2 separate regions of the Homo sapiens genome follow, and region 2 is linked to region 1. A link is a contact called in ENCODE Hi-C data. All regions are on one chromosome and are shown on one strand. The core of a region is the stretch at or near the end of the contact, and the rest is flanking DNA. Distances in the headings are between cores, read along the strand shown.

Region 1 (3,611 bases), core at 670-3,169:
AGAATTAGTAAATTTTAAGAACTGGTGAATTCCCTCAAAAATGTATCATGAAGAGATGTAAAACAAAGAGCAGTTGAGAGCCAGAGGCACCGCCTTGCAAGTTCTCTGCATCATAGAAAAGTCGGGAACTACCGCCCCCAGAATCCCCTTTCCTCCATGATTTCAGGTTAATATTCACTGGTGAATGGCATTCACATGAAAATGTGGGGTGGAAGGGATGGGTAGGCATTATTCTCCTGAGACATTTGCACCCAGACATACGGACAGACATGAGATTCACATCAGCTTTCCCGGGAGCTCTTGAGGACCACCTGCTTCAGAACTTCAGGCTGAGATTATCAGGGGTGGCTCTTTTGATCTTCACCTCCCCAGTTCTTCACATGTAAGCCCCTAATGGTTATATTAAAACCACTTATACCCAGAGTGCAGAGAGAGCTTCTGTGTTCCTGAGCAAATACTGAATACATGCAGTTTGCATATGATAGTTATTTTATTATTTATTTTATTATATCCTCTCTTAGCCTTTTAAAAGATGAGAAAAAAAAGGCATACAGAATTAGCTGCTCCACATCACAATAAATAATCAGGGATTGATCCCTCAAGCCTATGCTGATCCTGATTAAATAGGAGTGTGTTGGGAAGAATGCTGAAGCTGTATGGGCACAGTGAGAACCAAGGTCATAATCTCCTGGCAATATTACTGACAATGCGTGGGTACAGGGCAGGGAGTGGTCATAAATGTATTTGTCAGTTGCATACTAAAATATCAAGGGAATAATAAAATGACAGCCCTGTTTTGGCCCTCTGTGACCCAGGTCTGTACACTAGAAAGTTACACTTGCATTGGGCAATTGTTTGGCCCTCTGCACAAATCAGGATCAAAACATAGTCTCTCATATGTTAAACATTATAAATTAACTACATCATGTTTCTTCTTTCACATTTTTAGACGTCTCCTAATCATTTTACTGCCCATTTAATACCTATAAACAGTAATCTTTCTAAAGGTTTTTATATTAACATATTCCTTTCTGGGCTTACTCAGACAAAACACCGGCTTTACTAAAAGCCCTTGGTCACTCAGTAAAATGTTATCATTCATCCCATGGTGCTGTGTAACCTTGCAGAGAAGCCTGCCTCATACATAAGATCAATAATAATTGTGATGTACCCTGTATGGGCAAGATTTGGTACTTCCTTTATGAAAGACTGAAAGACAGAAAAAAGAATAGTGTTACTGTTACTGGGCACATTTATTCTCGTTTTACAAGCACTATGCAATTTAATTTGGATTCAACTTCCCTATTCTATAATCTGCACTTCTTTCCGAATGCCAATAGGAAGGAAATGGCAAATCAGAAGAGTCTAGTAAGTGCGCATTTTAAACATAAGGCAGGAATTTTAGATCTACCATGTGTCAGATCTTTGTTCTTGGTTCATCAGGCCACAATTCATGCCAAATCATTTATCTTATTTTTATTTCAAGACTACAATTGATACACTATGAAGTGTAGCAGTTAGAGAAAATGATTAATAGGTCTCTTTAGCTGTTGATAAATGGTTGAGAACATAAAAATGGAACAAAAGAAACAACAACTATAGATTATAGAAATAGTGATCCTGATGTAGAATTGAAGTCTTTCATCTATTTCTGGGAAAGAGGGCAATAATCTAATGAGAATATTTCTCTATTTTCCCACTCTGAACTCCTTATTTACAAGTAGACATATTCTTAATTTGCTTTTTGATAATGTAAATCAGTACTATATTTTAGACTATGTTTTAGAAACTTTAAAAACTTCTTTCTATACGTGTCTAATTTGAGGCTGCCGGGTGATTTGGTTCAGCTAGGATGTGAGTTTTACTCAGTTCTCATTTCAAAAGCAGAACGTTCGGGCCACTATTTGTCAGGTGATTATGCTCTGCTTATGTTCATTCAGGTGGTCACTGAATTGCCTGCAATCTGCACCATTAATCAAGTTGCCTACTTGGTTGTTAAGGGAACTGAAAACCCCCGCTCAGCTATTTTTTCCAATCTGGTGTTTTTCATGGTTTCACCACTTTATCATGTTAGTTACTGAATTTCCCTATTTTGCATTCACTTGTTCACTCACATTAGAAAAATACATCAGTGTATGTATTTTAGTCTGCATAGAAATCTGGCAATGCCTTTTAAGTCGACCCTGATAAAAAGAATACTAAGAAAATTTTCATAGCAAGAGATGTAGCTGGTCTCCAAAAGATAGATTTAATTTACTAGCATGGGAAATAATAACAGAATCATTTTCTATTTACCAATCAAAACTATGTCCATGTATTTCCACTGTCATTATCTACTTTATATTTAGTGGAAATACTTAAGCAAATATTAATAATCAGTATAATATTCCTGAGGACTCTGACTCTGTCTTTAGAGATGAAATTAAGGAGAGAGCTGAGCAATTACCAAATGGGTTTTATCCACAAAGACAAGTCCTAGAAAAGCCTTGCTAAAGCGATGCCTTGCCCTCAATTTAAAAAATCTTTTCTGTAATCCATTTCACCCTGTTTTAAAAAATATTAATTAACTAATCCAACAAATATTTAATGGGCACTGATTTTGCTATAGGCTTTGGGGTATTTAAAAGATGAGAATACCCTCAGGAAGTTCTAGAAATGGGGAGTCCCCATAAGTTCGATCTCATACCCTCTCTTTAACCCCTGTCCACTTAATAAGTTTCAATATGGTGCCCCAGTATATCAGATGAAAAGAATTATAGCATTGAAAGTGTAATAACTATGTGAAAAATGGATGAAATAAGCTATATTAATTATGAAACACATTCATGATGTCTTCAACTAAGTCTAAAAAATGTGTACATTTTTCAAGATAGAAAAATAAATTCACAGTTTATGACTACAAGCTTTAGGAGAGATGGGTCACTATGCCATCCAATATGTATGTATTGTATCACATCCTAAGCTGTTTCTCCCTGTATATTCTAGTGAAGCAGAGAAGCTAAACAGCCATGACAAGTACAAGGACAGGTTATCACATGTGCACATAGGAAGGGCAACTAGCCAGCAACACGTCTATCAGAGATTCTTTATTTCAGCAGGAATGTCCTCTGAATTATCACCTGTTTTTCCTAATAAAGAGACTAGGTCCCTAGAAGGTGACAGTGGCAAGAGATAAACTGTAGGTGTTCATTTACTGAATGTTTTCTCATTATACGTTTGTTTATTGGACATACATTCAGTAATCTCTCAGGTGCCAGGTTTTGCATCAGCATCTGTGATGTTACTATGTCTTCTAGAAAGAAAATAAAAATCCCAGAAAGAGCTTCAGATTCATTATCTTGTCCTCTACCCAGTGAGCTATCCAAAGTTTTGTAACTTTTGTTTAAAAAAGCCTTATGTCTGCTGGGAGTGAGTTTTCCAAATTTTCTGTGGGGAAAACCTTCCCATTATGAAAATTATTCTTCAAAGAAATTAAACTAGTTCTTTCTGTCTTGCAAGCCATTGTTAAAGAAATAAAGAAAACTCTAAGCCTAAGGCAAGCCCTAGATAACACCTAAAAATAGAGATTTTTTTGGCAAAAATAGAGATGTTTTTGGCATATTTAGAAGAAA
Region 2 (3,611 bases), core at 570-3,069, 1.4 Mb after region 1:
AACATATCAACCAAGGCTGCTTGGCCTTTATTTTAAAGATTCTTTAGATTACCTGCACATTCTCTAAGATATAAGTCCAGGACAGGAATTCTGTCTGCTCAGGAAAATGCTCAGAATATTTTTCAGCTAGATTATATGGACTCATTGACAACAGCAGAAAAGTCTCGACTTGGGCATAGTAGACTATTTGAATGCTTTGCACTCGTTCCACATACTGATGTAAAAACTTACTTGAACTCTTTCAGGTATTTAAGTGACCATTTATTGAAATAAACGTGAAAGTTTGATAGCAAAAACCAGTCAGACGAAGTCTGTCCTTGTATAATATAAATAGCCAAGACCATAATAAAGACCAGAAACACTTGTACATCCTTAATGTGTTTCTAAGAAGGTCATTGTGAGCAACCCTGCACACTTTTCAATTCTGAATGGACTTTATCAATATTCCACACATTTGGCCTGAATCAGTGGCTCCTTCTTTTAACTGGGGCATTCCTAGACATGGTGTTATAAAGTAGAGAGTGGAAAGGTAAAGTCATCATAGCATGGTTATCTGTCTGGACAAGGTCAGAAGTCAGAAATAGGCAAAGAAAATGTTAGAACTGTGAGCAGTGTGAAATGTGTATTTCTCTTGGAAGCACTGGATGAAAGGCAGGGCAGATAGGGAAGCAGGTAAAATAAAGCACTGCTAATATTTCAATTTGGTGTAACATCTACATTTTAAAATAAACCAACTACCAGGACTCAGGACTATTACAAACTACAATTTAAAAAAATTCCAAGTGTGTTTCTAACTAAAACATATGTAATTAAAAAATATTTCCATTTGTTCTGTGGAACTGCCTATCGAACACATATATATAGGTAAGAGAAATGCTACAGGAGACTGACTGTTTCTTCTTTAGAAAACTGTGTTTAGCAGAGGAAAAGAAATCAATGCCTGTATTTTCCATTATGACAAAGCTCATAATTGTCCTTAAATGGACTTTTTGTACTCAAGGCTTATGATTCCAATTTGTCATTAGTGATAACTTGCATCAGTATCTAGAAAAGAGAAAGTTTCAGAGAAGACAAAAAAGTCTTCTATCTTAATTTTCACAGCCATTTATTGATGTGCACATTACTTTCATTCTTTCAACCTAAATTGAATGTAATATGCAAAATAGACTATCTGAATAAGTAGATTATTAGGAAGAAAAAGGTAGCATGAGTCCTGTTCACTATAAGGGAAAGTATATTAAACAAATTATAAATAATATAATTACAAACCATTGTAGATCTACAAAGTATTTCTTGTGTGGTTTACTTAAGGATAGTATAGTCATTTAAGTTGCAAAGAATAGCCACAGAAGGAAGCATACCTATTCTACCTGAATTCTACAGAATTTTCAGTAACAAAAAAAACTGCAGATCCCCTTTCTAATGTTCAATGTGGAAATAAAAAGCCTCGTCCTTTTAGCTATTAAACACCATATCTTTTGATCACTGAGTCTTCCTCTTTTATTTATTTATAGATGTGAAAGAGCAGGTAGAATTATGCACTGCAGGTATCTGAGAATTTCAGTTTCAGAAGGAACAATAAGGATGGTGCCATCCAACCCGGCTATGCCACAGGCAAGACTCACAGAGGTAAAATGAGTGTGCAAAGTCAGGAGCAAATCCAGGGCTGGAATCTGGGGCTTTTCCCATTATCCTAGGCTTGATCTAAGGTCAGCACTGTCTAAGTTAATGAACATACAGTTTTGCAGTTCTAGCAACAGAGCTCAATAAAACTACACTTGTTCTGGTGCACACCAATGAGATCATCCAAGGTCATTATTTCTGTCTTCCAAGCTCTGCAGATCAGCACACTACTGAAACCCAATTAAACCACAAGAGGTGGGGAAACATTAAAAATGAATCATTGACTGTTTAGGGGGAAATAAAAAGACAAGGCTTTCTGAGTCAGCTGAAACTTTCATCAGCCACTGGGCGTACCCTGTGAGCAAAGGAAGTCACAGGGGCCCAATGAGATACCTCTGTCATATTTTTTTCTCCAGATTGTGCTTTCTTGAAGAGATACTGAATTTAAAATGGAGCTATTTGGCAATGACAGGAGTTTAAAGGAGAGAGTTGGGAATTAGACCTTGCACCAAATAATCTACATCCCTGCAAGTGAGTGCGCCGTATTTCAAGCTATTCTGGTTGGCTGAGCAAAGCCCTGCATTTTTGTTAACTCCCTTTAATTAATCTTGTCATAAGTCCTATAGTGAGGTGGATGAACTTTCAAACATTAAACAGTGGAATTACTCACCGGGTGGCTTTTCCCAAACACTCCAACCCCAATTAAAGAGCTGTATTTGGTTTGGGTTTCCTCAAATGGCGCTCCTGTTAACACTCATCAAACACAGGAAAAATAAAACAGCAATTTAACTGTGCCCGCAGTGTGAAAGGCTTGTGCAAATAATCAGCACATTTCTAACCGGTTAGTAATAGGCAGAGTGCAAAAAACAAATGACCAGATTTATACCACTGGGCAGGTCTGAAAGCAATGTTACAGCTGAAATATATTCATTTACAATTTAAAGCAAGGCTTTCAGTGAATAATTGTTTACATAATAGTGAACAGTGCTTGTGCTGCACAACTGGGATCCATTTACAATGTGTTAACCAAATAATGCATGTTTACAAAAGATTTAGAGTTTGTTTTTGGAGAAAAGAATCGTGGTACCCTTGCCAACAAAAGCAGAGCAGTATGTACAGTTAGTAAATCTTTTCTTAGCTGCAAAATTAGCGTCAAGTTGCTTGAGCCCGTAAACTACGTCAGCATAAGTCACTCTCATTAAATTGATGTGTGAAGGTAGTATTCTTAAACAGCAGGTTGCTCCATTCTGATTTTTTTTTTTAATCAGTCAAATAATGAGGTGGGGGTAGAGTTGCTTAACCAGGCCAAGGGAAAAAGAAAGCGGAATCATCTTAAAACGGCCATCCCGGATTTAATAGCCTACAACAAAACCCTAAGCAGGTCAACTTCATGGTTCAGCAATTCCTAAAAGCCTTGTCTACTTCTCCAAAGCTTATCGGTGACGGCTGGTGTATAAGAGCTCCCAATGAGGACTGATTTACAGCACTGAAGGGCTTTGCAGTGACAAAGGAGGGCCAGGGTCCTCGAGTGCTTTCTGTATTTTTAAGATCCCAGAAGATGATGTGGTTCTGTGATAGGAATCTCTTAAACTTTACCATTGACATAAACAGGTCACAGTGCCTGCAAAAGCTTAAGCAGGAGTCAGGAGCAGTCTCTCTCTCTCCTTTTTTTCTGGGTCAGAGTCAGATTTTATCGAGTCAAGCTATCTAATTGAACACAAACCATGTGATAGGACCCAAACAGAGTGTATTAAAAATGAAACAGAAGGAGCCAGGTTTGTCTCAGGCTAGTGCTGTTACACGCGTAAGTTTCAGACATCCCCTGAATACAAAATGATTTTTTTTCCCCCTGCATTGACAAAAGTCCGTCTTGCAGGGGGAAAAAACAGTAGAGAATAAAACAAACAAATCCACACAAACACACAAATCTAGTTTCATGCTAGATGTATCTGTTGTGAAGCAATATGTTGGCTGAATAGGGAAAGTCA

What was found. Hi-C counts contacts between places; a loop is a spot of excess contacts on that map. Pooled maps may share reads with other maps.
Region 2: a pooled map shows a loop between it and region 1 (15-fold over the local background). The contact joins two enhancer-like sites. A Hi-C loop is called at or near these places in 8 of 37 single-sample maps with no recorded cell type and 4 of 50 pooled maps.

What each region holds. Positions count from the first base shown.
Region 1 is chr5:124,033,177-124,036,787 of GRCh38, forward strand. No RefSeq gene overlaps it. Among named protein-coding and RNA genes, the nearest start is that of LINC01170, 400 kb to the right of the region's middle. RefSeq lists an enhancer at 2,113-2,162. Within about 2 kb of position 1,920, at least 2 of the 41 ENCODE cell types and tissues checked have a DNase peak (open chromatin) inside an H3K27ac peak, as active enhancers do.
Region 2 is chr5:125,406,977-125,410,587 of GRCh38, forward strand. No RefSeq gene overlaps it. Among named protein-coding and RNA genes, the nearest start is that of LINC02240, 84 kb to the right of the region's middle. Within about 2 kb of position 1,820, at least 8 of the 41 ENCODE cell types and tissues checked have a DNase peak (open chromatin) inside an H3K27ac peak, as active enhancers do.